Regions from separate parts of the Homo sapiens genome. Here regions 2 and 3 are each linked to region 1. The links are chromatin loops, found by intact Hi-C in ENCODE. Cell type or tissue: CD4-positive, alpha-beta T cell. All regions are shown on one strand. Links, peaks and the distances in the headings refer to the core of each region. The heading gives the core; the rest is flanking DNA.

Region 1 (2,500 bases), core at 1-2,500:
TCTCACTTTTCACTTTATTACAAATCATAATTTATTCCCTCCCTAGTATTTTTTTTGTCTTAAATGAAGGACAATGATAGCTATCTTGCAGTCAGAATTTTGCTTTTTTAAGAGGTCACTTTCCCTTGCCTAAAAAGGCATCCCAATTAAAAGTGGCACTGATTATTTCCATTGTCTTAAGCTACTGACTGAGACAAACGTGATTAGGGAAAAAAAATTAGATCTGGCAGGACTCCGATTTGGTGAAACTTCCTGTGAATGTTGTACATACTGCTTCTGTTCTTATAGATTCTTCTATAGACGCAGTATCTGATAGATTCTAGCAGGATGCTGGAAGAAAGTGGGGAACCAGATTTTTTTTTTTTTTGCTATTACTTTTGGAAAGTGTGATCTGTCACACATAGTATTTGGTTTCTTAAGCTGTTTTGTAGACCCTATAATGAAATCTACATTTTGTATGTATGTTTTACATGATAGAAAGTGAGGCTGGAATAAATATGTCAGAAAATATACACCCACTGGGACCTGAGAAAATCTGGAGTAAGCAAAGCCATTCTCAGAGTGCTCAAGTGTGAGCCTAGGACTGCTTCCATGTATTTTTGGTTCATCAGTACTAGAAATTAGATGCTTCCAAGGCTTTACACTGGAGACAGAATATACTAAAATCAAATCCCAGTTGATTGTCCCAGAGACCAAGGGCTGTCCGAATAGCACTTTCTTTACTTAAATAACTCAGTAGGGAAAATGGGAAAGTTAATAAAGCTGACTGTGAATGGACCAACCAGTTGAATGACAGGTTGGTTCAGTCAAAGCAACAAATCTCAAACAGCCCTAGCTAGACCATGGGTGTGGGCACTGCTCACAACCACAGGCATTTGTTTTTCTGGCCATTCCCAGAATCCATCCAGTTCACAGTTCTGCCACCAGCAAAAGCTCTTTATGTAGTTTCAGCAGGGTATGGCCCTCCTTCTGATGACAGCACGAAATAATGAGAGACAGCCCACTAATTTTGTAGACTTAGATTTCTTCCCTGTGCAGTGGTAGCTTTCTAAATGCAGTGGTTCTGACCTTACATGGCAGTCCTCACACTGTCCTGACATTTTCTCTTCCACCAATTCTATACACAGAACATGTATTATTATTTGGATTCAGACATCCTGTGGGTCGGCTTTGTCTTCACGATTCTTCAATAGAGACAGCACACTCTAGCAGATGTCAGCACCCACATAACAAAGGACTCCCACTGCCACTCAGTCTGGCAAAGCATACAATATACAATGAGCCATTTATACACTGTTTCCTGCACCTAAAATGGCTGTGTTTTAGGAAGCAGCTCACTGGCTTTTCAGTAGATATTATGGGGCAGAGTTGCTTTGTAACCAAGAAAAATTCCCTTCAATGACTTATAAAATGTGATGGCATTTTACAAAAAGAATATTCTACATGACGTGAGCTGAAAAATTCTTGGCTAAGAGTAGTTAATGTACACAGTGGTTAAGACCTGTGGTGTTAGAGCTGGACAGATGTGCGTTTAAATTCTGGATACTCTACCTGTGGTCCTCTGTCAGGTAGGCAACTTCTCTAAGACATGTGTTCTAATATGTAAACTCGTGCTATGAGCAATCACTGAATGGATATTTACAAAGAGGTAGCTTAGAACACAGTAAGGATTTAATAGGGATTAGCTATGAGTATAATATTTTCTGAGAAATAAGTAATGAAAAGGTAAAATAAGAATTCTAATTCTGAAAATATACATGAAACATTTGAGCTTCTCTTTAAAAAGTTTATGTCAATTGACGGTGTTATAATTACTATGGTTTTGAAATTACATAGAGCTTTTGAATAATGAGTTAATCTATTATTCTTTAAATGCTCAATAATTAATATTATTCATATTTAAATAGGTATCTAGACATATTTATCCATAAAAATTTAAATTGTGTGGAATATGTATCATAGGCAAGCCAGTGTCATCTAGAAGTCTTCTTCCTACTGAATGGAGTTAGTTGATTAATAGTGTAAATGATTTGGATTTTTAAAAAGTATCCCTTTCTTCTCTTGATCATCCTTGTGATGATCAGAAAATTGACAACTTTCAACAAGCAGCAACTGAATGTGAATTCCTATACCCCAAACTGGGAAGTATTTTGACGTAATCATGTGAATAGGGTAATTATACATCTTCTAAAAAATCTGAAACTTAAAAAGTTGGAGTGAAAACCCAGCTTTCAACTAGCATTCTTATATATTTTAAAAATAGTATGATCACCAGGGTGAACTAGTGAGTATAGATGACATGAAAGAGAGTAAGATTTATGTTTCCTGCCTCCCATCAGTCTTTGTGGAAATCCAAGGCAAAGTTTAGCATAGAATAATAATCATCCCCCATAAAGTGAGTCATATACTGTAAAAAATGTCAAACTCTCTGACAATTCCCTTAATGAGAAAATTCTAGGGATTTCCATCCTTCGTAATTACATGACTCAAAATGCATAAG
Region 2 (8,399 bases), core at 2,578-5,077, 67 kb before region 1:
AATATTATTTTTAAAATGTACCATATCACAAACATTAAAATAAGGACTGAATTCACATCTCAAAGCTCAATAGAAAGAAGTAAAGACTATGGTTTAGCATAAATGGGCTCTACACAAACCTGCCTATTGAGAGTGGCTGCAACATGCATTTTAAGCATTTCGAGAAAATGTATTCTGATACAGAGAAAATGTGGTAAGATGCCAGACTTCGGTGACATCTTATTTCCACAGTATGCTATGTCACTTAAGTGTAGATGAAATGCCGTCATACTTTATGTGGTATGTGGAAGTTGACAATCCAAACAAAAACCAGATGTTTCATATATTCATACATTTTAGAAAAAGTTTTTAAAATAAATTGTGGGAAAATAGTAAATGGTATAAAAGATAATCAGTGCAGAAGTTTTGAGTTTGATTTAAAAACCCTCACACATCATTTTAATTAAAACAAACAGAAAAAAATAGCTGCTGCAAGAGGAAGAGGCTAAGTAAAATTTTTCTTCTTAACCATAAGGTATTTACACTGAGCCTTAAGGATTTGAAAACCCAAGCAAGGACCTAAGATGGGAGAAGGGGTCATGTTTAGGGACTGTGAGTGGCCCAGATTTGCTCTGCACTCCGGTCCTCACTCTCTGCTGGTATGAAATCTAGCAGCACTCCAAAGCATTCTTTTCCCTGAAGCTTTTCCCTTCCTGCATCTCTTACTTCATGGACCTTCTCTGAGTCCCCAAAGCAATTTATCGGTTTTAAGCAACATCATGGTGTAACTGTTGAATGCAGTGACTTAGAACTGTTTTCAAGGCCGGGCGTGGTGGCTTACGCCTGTAATCCCAGCATTGTGAGGCCAAGGTGGGTGGATCATGAGGTCAGGAGTTCGAGACCAGCCTGGCCAACATGGTGAAACCCCATCTCTACTAAAAATACAAAAATCAGCTGGGTGTGGTGGCAGGTGCCTGTATTCCTAGCTACTCGGGAGGCTGAGGCAGGAGGATTGCTTGAACCCGGGAGGCGGAGATTGCAAGGTTGCAGTGAGCTGAGAACGCACCACTGTACTCCAGCCTGGGCAACAGAGCGAGACTCTGTTTCAGAAAAAAAAAAAAAAAAAAAAAGGAACTGTTTTCAACCCTGGCTCTGCTACTCCCTGGTAGCGCATTCTCAGACAAGTAACCTGGGTTCTTCAGGTCTCTGCTGACTTCCTGTAATAGGGCAGTAGTATTTGATAGAATCCACCACATGAGGCAATGTGTGGATATATGTAAAGTCCTTAGACAAGGACTTGGCCCCCAGCATAGTTACAACTGTATTTACTACCTCTTCTCTTCATGCCTTTATCTTGCCCTGTGTTGTGTTATAATAAGGCCTTACTCCTCTTACTAGAGGGTGACCTTGTATTTCCCGTAGCTTATGTTCTCAAACTTAGGGATACAGGAAAACCAACTAAAAACAATAAAGTGCCCAGCCGCAGCATCTACACCAAGAGAGTCTAATTTACTGTGCTTGGTGAGTGCTGTGGGCATCTTTGTTTTTCAACAGCACCCACGGTGGTCCCAGGTCTTTCTCTATATCAGGGCTTCTCAACTTCAGCACTGCGGACATCTCTGACTGGTAATTCTTTGTTGCCAGGGGCCATCTTGTGTATCTTGTGCAGAATGTGTAGCAGCATCCCTGGCCTCTACCCATTAGATGCCAATAACACTCTACCCTACTTCCATTGCAACAACCAAAAATATCTCACAGGAGGCATTATCAAATGTCTCCTGGGGGTGGGGGGGATTGTACCCAGTTGAGAAGCACTTCTCTATAATTATCACCTGAAGAGTTAGCACAGTGCCTTGCATAGCTTGTGGTACTAAGGGCACATTCAGTTGATTCAAACTCAAATGGGCTCCGTGAAGTAACTCTCACGATGTCAACAACACTGACACACACTCTTATCTGAGGCTTCTGTGTACTGCAGAAGCCACGTATTCAAACTGTCAGAGTCTTCAATTTCAGTCTCTTCGGGAGGACATCACTATTTATTCACTTCCTAGCCGCCTGCTAGGCTATACTCAACACCTAGTGCTATGGTTTGAATGTTTGAAATTCATGTTGAAACTGAATCCACAATACAATAGTATTAAGTGGTGTGGTCTTCAGGAGTTGGTTAGGTCACAAGGACTCATCCCTCCTGAATGAAATTAAGGTGTTAATAAAAGTCGCTTTGCAAATTATTGAGCCCTTTTTTGCCCTTCCATCTCTTCTGCCATGTGAAGACACAGCATTTATCCCCTCTGGAGGATCCATAGTTCAAGGTACCATCTGAAAGGCCGAGAGAATAGTCCTTGCCAGGCACCAAATCAGCTGATACCTTGATCTTGAACTTCCCATCCTCCAAAACAATGAGAAATAAATTTCTCTTGTTTATAAATTACCCCATCTATGGTATTTTGTTCTAGCAGCACAACTGTACTAAGACCTCTGGAATGCAATATTTATTTTAGAAGGGCATTTTCCAAGGGGAAACTTATTGAGGAACTATGGGTTTTTGCCATCTACCGTGTAGTAATAGCTAGTTTATTGAATGGACTAAAGCCAGTGCAGATGGTTTAATTTTTTCCATTAATTGCCTTCAGACATGGTCTGTTGTATATCTCTTCTCATACCTGGATGACATTTCAAGTATTGAAAGGTCCACCAAGTCTTAATCAAAATTTCAATCTTATACCCAGTTTCCAAGTACAGAGATAAAGAGCAAAAGCCACATCAAGTTCCCCATCCCTATGGGGGACTGGTCTCAGTGCTCAGGATCAAGCCCGAGCTAGAAGAAATAGGGAATGTTTTGTCTTGGATGAGAATTTAAAAGAAGGCAAATGTTTTCCACCTTCTCGGAACTAGCTTGATGCCCTACAAGCCTCATCAACAGCTGCCTACTGTATACCTTTCTCCTTTCTTCTCTCCCCATAGTAAAATGTTTTCAAAGCACATGGAATCATTATAGCAACCCCAGGTTCCTTGCTATTGAAAATAGCTAATGTAATGGCACAGGTATCTAAGAATTACAGAAATGCCTAAAAATGTTAAAAATCATGACATGGTCTGGCTATGGGGAAAATGGGCTTAACAGCATCAAGAGGTGGGACAGAGGCTCGGAACAATTGGACTGCAGACGGCTGCTGTTGTCACAAGGCTGGACCTGCAGGACTTCCTCAACAGGACAGCTTCCTCACAGTACGTGCTGTCTCAAGCAGTGTGGTGCAAAGGAAGACTGTCCAGGCAAAATCTGGTCCAGCCATCGCGACTGCACATCCCTGCCAGCGGGGAAGCCTCCTTTCCCCTCCTCAAGCACATCTCGCCTCTGTCATCTACACCACATTTGCTGTCCCTTTCTATTTACCTGATTCTGTCCTTCCCTCTCCACTTTAACGCAGGCTAACCCTGCTCTTCTCTTAAGTTCATCCGAGCTGACTAAACCTGCTTCGGTTCCCTTTCAAGGAACGGTCTTTTCCCTGAAAAAGGAAAACCAGGAATGTACGGTCAGAGAAGTCAAAGGAGGGAGAGTTTCCTGAGGGTGAGGTGAGAAGTTTCCATTGGATTTTGCAACAAAGAGGATGTAAAAGCGTTGGTGCCTTATAGTGTCTGGATCAACGATCTCTAGGGTTGCCTCTTTAGCAATAAGATCCCCTTCTGTGTTTGCAGGTAGTTGGCTGCAGATGGAGAGGAACAGAGAAAGGAAGAGAGATGTAATTCAGCTTACTGCCACCAGGGAGCACCAAAGACAAGTCAATAGATGCAGGCTAGGGCTAGAGCAGTTCCCTCTTCCAAGGGTCCTCTTAAATCTGTCTCTGAACCTTACGGAGGGAACCATGAAGATACAGACCCCATGCATTTACAGCTTTCCACATCCTTCCTACAATAATTCGCAAAATCCAGGCGGGAGAGAGTTTGGCGTGGCAGTTGGTTGTGCACCGGGAGGACAGTGGAATGAGACAGCCTTAATGGGACCATTGCTACCGTAGCTACACTCTGCCTCTGCCCCAAATCTCCAGGCTTCTGTGAATATCCTCCCTTGCTGCCAGCCACTGGAGGGTGAGAGTGGAGAGCGCAAGCAACAGCTCTGGATGCCAGCCCCGAGTCCGCCCTCTCCCTCAAACTGCACGTTCTGCCACTGGCCATCTCCTATCTCTTCTTCTCTCTCCGTCCACACGGTCCAGGCAGCATAGCTGGAAACAACAGTCTCCTATTGGCTAGCCTGTCCCGCCTTCCTATCCATTCTTCTCACTTTACAATGCAAACGGCCTTTCCCGTTTTTTCGTTTTTTTTTTTTTTTTTTTGAGACGGAGTCTAGCTCAGCCGCCCAGGCTGGAGTGCAGTGGCGCGATCTTGGCTCACTGTAACCACCGTCTCCTGGGTTCAAGCGATTCTCCTGCCTCAGCCTCCCGAGTAGCTGGGATTACAGGCAACCGCCATCATGACCGGCTAATTTTTGTATATTGGTAGAGACGGAGTTTCACCATGTTGGCCAGGCTGGTCTTGAACTCCTGACCTCAGGTGATCCGCCCGTCTCTGCCTCCCAAAGTGCTAGGATTACAGGCGTAAGCCACCGCGCCCGGCCAGAAGACTTTGTGGTCTCCTGTTTTTTAAGAAGACTTTTTCCCTTTTTTGTGGTCTCCTGTTTTTTAAGAAGACTTCTTCCCCTTTTAAGAAGACTTTTTCCTTTTTTAAGAAGAATTTTTCCCTTTTTAAGAAAACTTTGCGGTCTCCTGTTGCTCTCAGGAGAAAATCCAAATCCCACCCTGGCACCCCAGGCTCTTTGGGATCTGATGGCTGCCCGCCTGGTCAGTTTCATCTTTACCCACAATTCCCCTTTCCCTACTTCCTCCGAATCTTCACTACTGTTCATCTCCCCCTGCCACCCATACCTCTGTTCTCCAACCATACTGAAATACTTGTACTTTCCTAATTATATTGTTTTCTCTCTCACCTTAGTCTGAGTAGTTGGTACACCTGCTATCTAAAATATCCTTCTATCCCCACGTCCCCAGCCTCGATAACTACCACCTTCCATTAGGATGAAAGTTTAGACATCACCTCCTCTGAGAGGTCCTCAGAAAGCCCCACTCCCAGGCCAGGTAAGCCTCCCGTCCTCTTGTGATTGCATCCCCTGCTCAGCCCCCAGGCTGTAAGCGTTGTCTTGGTCCTGCTTTCATCCTACCCCTAGCACAGTGCATGGCGCTTCCTGAGCTCTTAGCAGACCTGTGTGGAAGGCAGAGACTGAACCGCATGCCTGGCCGGGGGAATGTGCAGACGCCTGAGAACACGTGGTGGCGCTGCGGCCAAGTGCGTCGGGAGCGCAGCCTCTTCGCCTTGCACAGGGATGCGCTCCGTTGTCACCACACCGGATCTTTAAGGTTCAGACAGAGTCTTCTACAGGCAGAGACACTTTGTGCACTGCTATGAAGTCGGTGACATATGTTTGGGGACTGACTCTTGCCCTGGTGCCTGGCGCCTTTATTGAAACTTCAAAGCTGAGCATCTCCCTTATGCACTTGAGATCCTGTGCAATCCTGCCTTCCTTAAAAGCCCCGGTGCTTAATAAACTTTTCCCTTCTGCTTAAATACAGGAGATCAGGATTCAAACTAATGAAGACTCTAGGCTATTCAAGGGCTTGCTCCTCTGAGTAATTCCTCACACTCCCACACTCTATTCCAGCATAGTGCCTCGAAAAGAGTACACAATACAGTTAGCTAGTGGTTGGTGAACTGGGTGATTCAATGATTAAAAGGGATGCTTACTATGGGCATTTCAAGTTTCACGGTAGGCTAGCAGGAGAGAATGGACTTTTTTCCCCTTGAATTTATTAGACTCCAGAAATAAACTGCCAACATCATCGCTGGGTAGGGTCAGCCTCAAGAGGTGGGACAGCCTGAGGTACTGGGCTGGCAGTTTCTTGCCTTCCTGGACTCGATCCCACTTTCCTATGAGAAAGCACCATCAAACTGTGCTTTGAGATTCTTATATGTTATTTCACAAACCACAAACATGATGAAGCAGAAAGAGCCCTTAGGAATCAGAAGCCGTCTGTTTTGGTCTTGGCCAGGACTTTTGAGCAAGTCACTTTGCCAACCCAAGCCTTAGTTTCCAAGTTTGCAAAATGAGGTTGCACTAGAGAATCTTCAAGGGTCATACAGTTCTAACAGCATGTGGATTACTGTGAGTCATGTTTCCGTGCGACTTGGGCAAGTTACCTGATTTCTCTGCATCCTAATTTCTTTATCTGTGAAATACCAATAATAGTAGTAACTAGCTCATAGGCTTGTTTTTCTTTTTTAACCTTTGCTAATTTACCAGGATGACTACGTGCCCAGCACACTTTAAATTTTTTTTTTAAATTGACAGATAAAGTTGTATGTATTTACTTTGTATAACATGATGTTTTGAAGTATGTATAATTGTGGAATGACTAAATCTAGCTAGTAACATCTGTGCATGGGTTTTATTTTATTGAGATGAATACACATAACATAAATTAGCAATTTTAAAGTGTATATTACATTCACAATGTTGATAAACCACCGTCTATGTCAAGTTCCAAAACATTTTTATTACCCCTGAAGGAAACTTTACATTCATTAAGCAGTCACTCCCCACTGGCCCTCCCACCCCAGCCCCTTGCAACCATTAATTTGCTTTCTGTCTCTATGAATTTGCCTATTCTGAATATTTCACATAAATGAAATCGTACAATGTGTGACATTTTGTGTCTGGCTTCTTGTACTTAGCATAACATGGCCAAGGTTTGTCCACATTGTGGTATCTATCAGTACTGTGTTCCTTTTTATGGCTGAAGAATGTTTCACTGTATGGCTATACCACAATTTGCTTATCCCTTTATCCATAGGTGGACATTTGGTTTGTTTCTACCTTTTGGCTGTTGTGAATAATGCTGCTATAAACATGGGTATATGTGCATTTGTTTGAGTTCCTGTTTTCAGTTCAACTCAAGGGGTTTTTGTGGGAACTGGACACATGCTTACTACCTAGTGGGGGCACCACTGATGCCTTTAATATTATTCTGAAGGTGTGCAAAGAGGGTCCCACTGGGGATCTGTCCCAGATCCAGGAGCTGGATCTCACTTTCTCTCCATGACTGGTTTTTAGTCTCTGTTTCTCTTCATTCTCACTTACTGTCATGGATGGCAGGGAAAAACCAGAGCAAAATGAATAAGGTGGACAAGGTAGGGGAGATGTCATGGGAAATGAGAATGGGAGGTGAGTGGCTGGGGACAGCCATTGGGCAAGTATCATGAAGCAAGGTCAAGGGTCAGGAAAGATGATGGTGGTCCTGGGAAGGATCAAGACTCTGAGGTGGGTTTAGAGAATGAGAAGGGCATGTTGTTGACACCAGTTCCTGCTTCCATAGGGGTTGGGGTGGGGATGGGGCGCATGCCACTAGCAGAATATGGTCAGGGCAAGAGAATGGCTCAGGCAAGGATGAGTAAGACAGCAGGACATGGCTAGATGAGTGAATTGGTGGTCTTGTCTGTGACTCAGGATTCTGGCTGTTAATAAGGGGACAGTTAGTGCTGAAGCTGGGAACGAGCTCTGGGAATTGTCAGCTTGAGGTCAGGTAACAAAATAGTAATAAGCAAACGCCAGTTATTAGAAAGCTAAAGCTGCCAGGAAGGGCACAGTCTTGGCTGCAGGTGTCCCTGTTGGATGAGAATTGGAACATGCTCCTTGTGTGTGCCTGGCAAGAACGGAGATGGAAGTCTCTAAGCGCAGGGTGTGCCACCGTCTGGAGTTCCAGGGAACCTCTGCTTAGGTGCCAGTGGAAGCAGAGGAAGACTGTGTAGCTTTAGACAGAGCAAGTTTTTCCTAATGTGGAGTAAAGAGCTGGGACGTAGACAGGTCTCCTTCTTGACCCGAGGTTCAAGAGAACTGAAAGGAATTGCTCCCACCTTCATCCACATACTGGGAATCTGAATACAGGGCAAGAAAGAGGGATCCTGTACCTTGGCTCGGTGGAGGCTGCAAGAAAGTGGCCACGTTAAGTGTATGCATCCCTGAATTGTCTATTCTGGCCTCAGTTATTGGCTTGATGAGATTCCCTTTCCCAAAAGTCAAATAAGGAGTACCCTCTATGGGAGACCTTTCAGGGTGTATAGGAGAACAACACTCTTGGCATAGACGAGGTTGTGAATCTGCAGGTTGCTGTCTTTGATGAAAATAATTCAGTCCTAATGTAGCACTTAGGGGAAGTGCCAGAATTTGACTGGGGAGGGAGCCTCGAAGCCAGGGTGGAACCACATTCTAATACCGTTTTTTTTTTTTTTTCTGCACATTGCATGCTGTCCTTTGCACATCCTTCGAGCCTCTTGCCTCTCATTCTTTTCATTCACGACTCACAGGTAACTTC
Region 3 (8,399 bases), core at 2,578-5,077, 81 kb after region 1:
AGCAGAGCAGTCTCCTAAACATTTCCCAAACATCATGCTCCTATCCTCACGCTTCTTGTCTACAGAGTTTCCAGCAGCTGTTCCCCTAACTGTAAACATTCTCTGTAGCCTTGCCACAAAATCTCTTTACCCTCTTCAATTTCTCCCTCCAAAGTTTTGCTCCACAGACTTTTCCCTGACCAATTTCAGGGCACACTGATGCTTTGCATTCTTGAGCACTTGAATAACATTCATACTGTGTCCCAGAAAGAACTCAAATAGTTGTTCATATTTCCTTCCTCTTTGCTTGCCTTTTCAAATTAAACTCTCAGCTCCTAGGGCAAATGGTTTCCTTTTACTCTGCTTTTAAAAAAATAAAAATTAAAAAAAAAACAACTCCGTTTCTCCCTCCCTCCCTTCCTTTACTTCCTCTCCCTCCCTTCTTATTTCTCCCATAGTCTGAAAACATTTATCTGTTGACATCTTTGTGTCCCAAGGGTTTCTAGAGTTAATCTTCTGAGACACATGTCAAGTTATAGCTGCTATTTTTTAAAATTTATTTTTAAATTTTTAGTGGAAATATGAGCTCTGGATTTGAGGTTGGATCCAAGAAAGTATTATGATTAGCATCATGGATACTAGGGTCCCTGCTGAAAGATATATTGTAAGTGGATGATAATTTTCAAAATCCACTTCTACCTATTCAAGTGTCCCCAGATGCCTTTAGTTTTTACCTATTAATTGAGTGATTTCCTCCCAGTCACCAGAGTGTAGGATTAAAGCAAACCACATGTCATGTTTAGAATCCACTTACACTTATCTTTTTATTTTATGTGTAAAATAATGGCCTGGATAAAATGAAGAGAAAAAGCAACTCTGAAGAGGGAAGTACATAATAACAGGGCATTGTGGAGCTCGCACCATGTAGAAGAGGGTGCACTCTGTCTGACTAAAGGACTGAAGGAATTTCATGGACTGATTTGTAAAGTCGAGATTTTTTGTACCTGCTGATGGCCATGTTTCCTTCGTGCCCAAATGCTGCCAAATGGCACCTCCGTCCCTCCACAGCTGAAGTGTGGGCTTTTATACCTTGGAGCTGTAAAGCCTGCTCTAGCTGATTTGATGAGCTGACACATCAAAGCGCAAGGTTCACCCAGGCACACACACATACACCAATTTCACCTATTGGGCTTGGCAAGGAAGCTTTCGGACTTAGAGTAATGCTCTTTTTACTAATGATATATGATGTGAATTTCTGGAAATACTGGACTTTTTTAAAAAGTAACATTGTATTAATACTAAAGTCAGTTGACTATGCTACAGGGAAAAGTAATAATTTCCCAATAAGTAGTATATGTTGAAAAGTAAAAGAAATCTGCTTATGAGAGGCAACTTAGTTCAGTGAGAAGGGGCAAGAACTTTGGATCTGCAGAGTTCTGAATGATATATGACCATAGGCAAAAAATCTGCTAAACTCCTCTGTGAGTCAGTATCTAGACCTTTAAAGTGGAGATGATAATCCTATGTGATCTGTCTGAATTACTTGTGCTATCAATCGACAGAACTCATTGAAGAATATCTGGAAGTAGGAAAAGGCTGAATAAAAAAAGCCTGTGCAGATGCTGTAGGTCCATGCTGATAAAATGTGAAAGAGATAAAATTGTTGTGTGCAGAAAACATTTACACATACATATGAACAAACCGACTAATTAATTAAGCAAACATTTTCTAACAGCTTATTTGATTCTGCTTATGGTCTACAAGCACTGAGGGAAAAGGCCAACATAAAAGGGAAATCTTCTACTGCCTGGTCTCCCCTCACAGAAACACAAACTCATAATCTCAATATAAAATCTAAACTAGAAGTATGCACAAAGTCTTTCTGTAAGCTGCCAGGTGGAGTAATACTCAAATATACAAACTTGTCAGCAAGGGTCGGGGAGGACAGGAGAGAGGAATTACCAGGAATGAGGACCACCACACTGCTCAAGCATTATTCACAGTGGGTCCTGCTTGTTTAATTAGGGTCTATGTTGTATGAAACAAATATTTAATAAACTAGAACAAAGCAAGGGCATGTTTTAGTGCCACATGATCCCATAGAGCTGATTTTACTTGTTGGCAAGTGATTTCTGTCCTGGTTAATCTTAACCTTTTTTTGTGCTCTTTTCATGATAATTATTTTTCCTACCTTTAGGTGCCATATCTAAGAACTGATCTCGAAGACTGTCAAGCTGTTCAATGGTCAGGGTACCATCTTCTTCCTTTTCTACAGGTGGAGGACGTATTGATGGGGGAGGATCTGGGAAGACTTTTATATTGCCATTAATGAAGAAGTCTTCTTGGCTTAAATAAAGTTCATTCTGAATTTTTGTAGATGTTTCAATGTGATAGCGAGCTACGTCAGTTAATTTTTCTGTACTGAAAGTGGTAAAATGGATAGCGTTAACCCCATGAAAGATACTATTAGATTAATAAAGTTTGCTTATAAGACATATACACAAAAGTAAACAGATTATATAGCTCTTAGACAACTCCATCTGCATGCTTATAAATTTCAATTTGTCCCCAAATCTATTTTGTAAAAAGGCAGGGTATAAATAAATGCAGATTAAATAGAAAATGCATGCTTATTAAACAGCTACTAGTTACACATTTTACACAAAACTGAACTTAAAGAGAACCTATTAAATATAGTTTTTATTAGTATTAGAATATATTTTACTATGTAAGCAAGACTATATCAAGGGTTATATTTCATACTAAGTATGAACCAGAATAAGGTTATATGGCATAATACTCTGTAAAACATGACTATTAGAATTACATTTATTTGGAATTAGGATGAATTATAAAGTGAATCAAGTTCAATAATGTATTTCTAGAAGAGTGGCTTTTCTCTATTTCTGTCAAAGAAGTTTGATGTTATCTAAAACAAAGATGTCAGAATAGCCTCTGTTGTATATAATCCATTGAAATTGCTTTGCTATCTTCATGAAGAATAACAATTCCTAGCTAGATAACATGGTAAAGCAGCAACAGCTGGGAACCACTATGATGCGGTAGAAAGAGTGCTGGAATCTGAGTTCTCATCCTAGGACACTCTCTAGCCAGAGATCCTGGGCTCTCTGAATTTCCTTGTCTTTGCAATGGAATCAACAACGCAACACTCCCTATCTTATGGTTATTAATGTGAACTCATATACGGCAAAGATTTAAACTGTACTGGGGGTATAGTTAATGACCTTTTAAAAATTATTTTAAAGGCTAGAGAAGTTTTATACATGAATAAGTGCATTATCGCTGTATTGAAGAAAGGATCTTGTTTATATATTACAATGAAAGTGAGCAACACAGAAAAATGCATATTTGATCTCATTTTATATAATTCATAGGCACCAAATATACCACATACTGAACATATAACTGAAAATTTAAAAAGTAGCATTAGTTGCTGTCTTTCAAAAGATACTCTAGAATTCAACTCCAGAATGTTGTCTTTGTAAGTGTCCATGTAATACGTGTTAGCCAATTAGTTTATGCTTTTAGGGTGGTTGCGTGCTCGGGGACAGAGGAGGTCACTGGATAGCTGCTGAGTTTACGTGAGTGAGGAGGGACTCCAAATGTGGATTGAGACCCAACCATAGCCCGGCACGATACTCTGTAAAACATGACTAGTAGAATAATACCTTTACTGGGCATCAGGATACTAAAACAGATGCGCGCCACCTAGTGGAAGGTTACTAAGAGTAATCTTAACAACGGAAGGAAAAAAGTGCCAGGAAAATAAGAACAGGATTTGAAGGTCAAAGGGATCTGCCAGCTATTTATTTATTTATTTATTTATTTATTTATTTATTTATTTATTTATTTGTATCACATTTCTAGGTTTTAACTTCTTGTGGCCACAGTTCATGACAGCATCTGTAGATTCACAGGGCAGACATATACAATATAAATCTGAGAAATATGAATACATCTGCTAAAATATGCATTTACACTGGATGGCCACATGGATGGGAGCCATGAGTCCCAAAAATGAAGAAGATAGACTTTCATTTCAAAATAGCAGGCAGAGAACAGAAATGAATATTATTACTGTGTGATGCTGATGAGTAACTGACTTGGTTATCCAGTAGCAAAATGATTTTAAGCATTACTGCAGTAAGCTTACTTATGCTTGTGTTTGTATTTTTTATTCTGTTTAATGTTTCTTTGTTTGTTTTACTATGGAGCAATAGTTCTAAACAACTAGGCTGAAGACTTTACAAAAGAACTTCACTATGAGACAAGGACCAGAGAAAACGAACCATAACAGCTGCTTTTTACATGAAAATTGTTGCTTCTAAGAATAATTGCCTTTTGAATACTGTTTGTGTAGCAACTTCTAAGTTTTCAGTAAATGTTTATTGTAAACTGTAGTGCATCTTGGAATCTAGATCTAGGGTAAACTTCTGAAATAGCCTGGCTGGAGTGTTTCCTTGTATAGATGAAGCCAATGAGGCCCAGAGCAATCAAGCATGCTACTAATTTGTGGACAAGATGGGGCTCCTGGTCTGGACAATCATGACTCACTCTGCTGACCTGCCTCTTTGTACCTTTTAAGGTTGAACTAACAGGATGAGAGTCATTGCCCCTCAGTAGCAACAAAGGTCTGGGAAGTCTTTGGAACTCAACAGAAAAGTAGAACTTGGGGTTGGTCTTACAAGAGAATCAGTCTAGCTGGTAAAACATTCCAGTGAATGACTTTTTAATCTCCCCTTAATTGGCTCTGACTGATAATAAATCTACCATTGGAAAAGTATCAAGGATTATTTTACTTCTAAAAACTATTTTTAAATTACCTATAATCTTACCTTGTAAAATAAGGTTCTCATTGATTAGTATGACAGCTAAACTCATAAATATTGTGCAAAGTTTAATATAGCAATAGAACCCTTTGATGCATGATTTACTGTTAGAAAAGAGTTAATACAAACATGATAGTAAAGCTCATATTATCTGTTTATACACGTGATTTCCTAAAAGGCCAAAATTTATATTTGTAACTAACTTAAATTTGTAAATACCTTAAAAATCTTCATCAATTTTGGTACTTAGAATACACAAAGCATATTTTCAGAAAGTCATGTAGTACTTTACCTGGCCATTTCATTCAAATACCTCTCACCAAGCCATTTTTCCATGAGTTTATATACATCAACCACCTTTGTTACTAAATCTTCAAGAAGAGCCAATGCTTTTGTCTTTATCAGTTCAAGTCGAAATTGCGTGGCTATTTCTATTTGCAAAGAGAAATAAGAATGTTTTAACATATTGCAGTGCATGCATTTACTAATGAACAGATTCACTTTGAAACCACTGGTGCTTCAATTTGTGAAGCTTTAGGTGCACGTTTAATATACCAGAATAGATAAGATGATATCCATCTCACTGAAAAGCAAAATGTAATATGTGGTAGAGTCATTTGAGAAATTATCTGAACCAAAACTATAATTGAGCTTTTTATCTATTGCACTTTGTAGCAATCTACTCTTTGATAAATGAAATGTGAAAACACGCATAGGTAATTTCTGAATTTTGAAAAGGGAGTGGGGACCGTGCTTATCTCCTTACTTTAGAACCTGGGGTGGCATTGCCATTGTATTTCTCAGCACCACTAAAATCAGGGCAAACTCCATGTGCCCCTGGGCCTATTACCGATCCTGGCACATAATCTGGTTGGTGGATTTTATCTCCAAAATTTTTCCAGTTTCTCTTTTTGGCTTTTTTCATCATCATCGCATAGTTTGGGTGCTGATTATCTCTCACTTAAACTGTTGCAATAGCCTCAATCCTACTTTTTCTAACTCTCTTCCCCCACCTCAAATCCAAATCCACCTCCACACTATCCAGAGTAATTTGTCTTACCTGCAGATGTGATCATAATCACTTTACTGCTCATAATTTTCCCTAGCTCCCAGTTGCCACCAGGGAAGAATTGAACATTCTTGGCAGTGCCTAGATAACCCTCCATGGTGTGGCCTCCCCATCTCCCAAGTCGCTCCTTCCCAGAACATGCCTCATGGTCCTAAGCTACTCACAAGCTGATATGCCTCTTACCCCTCTCTCTGCCATGGCACGTAATACTCCTCTTCATTCTCACGCCAATTTTTCCCCTGGAAAAACTTATCCATAGTCTTCCAATTCCGCTCAAGAATTAGTTCCGTTGGTAAGTCAGGAACTCCCCTCATGTCCCCTTTGCCCAATATGCCCACCACCAATATCACATTTTTTTTTGAGACAGGATCTCACTATGTTGCCCAGGCTGGATTCAAACACAATCGATCCTTCACCTCAATCTCTTCAGTAGCTGTGACTACAGGCCCAGCTGTCAACAGGTCAACATGCAACAGTGATTGCATTTCTCTTCCTTGAGACTGAGTTTTATTTTTTGTTTATGTTTGTACATATAAATGTGTGTCTCCAGCAACTATCACAGGACTTGGCACAGAGTGGAAAGTCAATAATCATTTGTTATATGCATAAATGAATTTTGCTACACTAAGGATCATGTATGGAATGAACTGAAAGATGAAGTATACTGAAAACCACTGAAATCAGATGCAGGGCAGGCAATATGGGAGATGCATCTGTCCTGGACTTGCCTGATGCCACAGTCTCCCTGTGTTCAACTGACTTCAGATTTTATTGTTGGGGTTTTAGAAGTGGGTGGTAGTAAGATGGGAAGGACAGGGGAGAGAAAATGAGAGAAACAAGGGATGGAAATCATACTTAGTAGTTAATAGTCACTGAGTAGTTAAAGGTGTCTCGGCATACCCCATGCCACATTTTTGTGGTTTTGTCATCTTGTATATTGACCGTGTTTTTTTCCCTTAGGATATGTTTGCTCAGTTTCCTGATCTTTTCAGATTTCATTTAGAATTGCATTACAAGACAATTCAGAGAGCCATAAGGAGAATATGTTTTGTGGAGTCATAGCTCCTATAGAGAAGAACACCTCTGAACATAATAGATATATGACTGGCTCTCCTATGGCCTTTGTTCCCAAGGACTCATTTTCAGGGCCTGTTAGCCTTTAGTTAAAATTTATTTTCCTAATTAGGTACCTAAATTATTCTTACTGTAATATAAAACCACTTACTTTAGGTAGTCCCTATCTAAACCTGTAAAATCATACGAACTTTCAACATTTTCTTTTGTTTCTGTTTTATGAGATTTTAATTACTGCTATTGCTTTTTCTAACCCATTACCAAATTCTTTTTGGTTCTTTTTGAGATCGTGTCATCAGTTAAGACTGATTAGGTGATGCCAAAACATCTGACTCATGCAACACTCAAATCTAGTCCTCACGTGGTCAAACGAAAACAGTCAACTGAATATTGTGCTTTTCAACCTCTTTGCTGTATGTTCTCATAGACATGGTCTGAGGCAATTGATGAGCCAGTTGTGGGCTGTTTGGCTACTGGTCTCCTTTCTACTGAAAAGCATCATCTTAGTCGTTTCAATCGCTACCTTCAAATTGCAAGGCAGCAAGGTGTTCTTCTTTTATTTTGACCCTCAGTTCATTTTTCCTTTTGATTTCAGCAATTTCCTCTGTTGTTACTATGACAGGAGTTGCTTCTGCCATAGGTGGTGATTTACCTGAAAGGGCAATGAAACATGCTGAGTAAACTAACAAAATACAAAGGTGTGCACATAGTACTTGGACAGAATGAGCACAAAGCAAAGTTTGTTAAGCTATAAACCTCTAGTGATTCGGAAACAATGAAACCTTGGTCCTCCCAGCATCTGTGATGAAATATTGAATTTTTCCTTGAGAATTCTCTGTATGGTTCCTGGGCTGGACTCATATAAAAACGCCCCATTTGTGTAGTATAATTAAAAAATAAGGTATGTAGCAAGTGCAAAAATGGTTACAGTTTCCAAACATAGTGAAATCCAGAGTTTAGGGACAGAAATTAGCAAATCCCCACATAGTGCTGACCCCATTAGACACCTGCAGAATTACCACTCCATAAGGGATAACTTCTATTAGCAAAGTGTTTCCTAGATCTTCACCAAAAAAGAAGATACGAGAATAACCTCAAGAAGATGTGGGTGAAATGCGGGTGATTGTCAAGAATCTGTAATCTCTTTAAATATGATTATTATTTTTTGAGACAGTCTTGCTCTGTCACCCAGGCTGGAGTGCAGTTGCATGCTCATGGTTCAATGCAGCCTCGACCTCCCAAGCTCAGGCAATCTTTCCACCTCAGCCTCCCTAGTAGCTGGGACTACAGATGTGTGCCACCACACCCAGCTATTTTATTGTATTTTTTTGTAAAGACAGAGTTTTGTCATGTTGCTTAGGCTGGTCTCGAACTCCTGGGCTCAAGCAGTCCACCTGTCTTGGCCTCCCAAAGTGCAGGGTTACAGG

What was found. A loop is a pair of places that touch in the nucleus more often than their neighbours do. Peaks named below come from ENCODE experiments on the same cell type or tissue, not always from the same donor. Only the 100,000 strongest peaks of a DNase experiment are listed, where the experiment ranks them.
Region 2: it touches region 1 in a loop (5-fold over the local background); 8 of 110 quality-filtered maps call a loop at or near these places.
Region 3: it touches region 1 in a loop (4-fold over the local background); 15 of 110 quality-filtered maps call a loop at or near these places.

What each region holds. Positions count from the first base shown.
Region 1 is chr5:35,857,935-35,860,434 of GRCh38, reverse strand. The region is part of intron 1 of IL7R (interleukin 7 receptor); the gene reads right to left. Among named protein-coding and RNA genes, the nearest start is that of IL7R, 2.3 kb to the right of the region's middle. In CD4-positive, alpha-beta T cell, for the core only: no CTCF peak of the experiment used is centred there; DNase peaks (open chromatin) are centred at 1,254 and 2,464; H3K4me3 peaks cover 2,500 bases; H3K27ac peaks cover 2,407 bases.
Region 2 is chr5:35,921,990-35,930,388 of GRCh38, reverse strand. The region is part of intron 1 of CAPSL (calcyphosine like); the gene reads left to right. Among named protein-coding and RNA genes, the nearest start is that of CAPSL, 12 kb to the left of the region's middle. RefSeq lists enhancers at 3,751-3,830, 3,921-3,970 and a silencer at 5,168-5,462. In CD4-positive, alpha-beta T cell, for the core only: a CTCF peak has its summit at 3,740 (motif pointing right); a DNase peak (open chromatin) is centred at 3,748; H3K4me3 peaks cover 290 bases.
Region 3 is chr5:35,773,118-35,781,516 of GRCh38, reverse strand. It overlaps SPEF2 (sperm flagellar 2), which reads right to left. Exons shown (of 37, transcript NM_024867.4): 28 at 7,496-7,624; 29 at 5,122-5,260; 30 at 2,171-2,400. Among named protein-coding and RNA genes, the nearest start is that of IL7R, 80 kb to the left of the region's middle. In CD4-positive, alpha-beta T cell, for the core only: CTCF peaks have their summits at 3,545 and 3,755 (motif pointing left); a DNase peak (open chromatin) is centred at 3,686; H3K4me3 peaks cover 348 bases.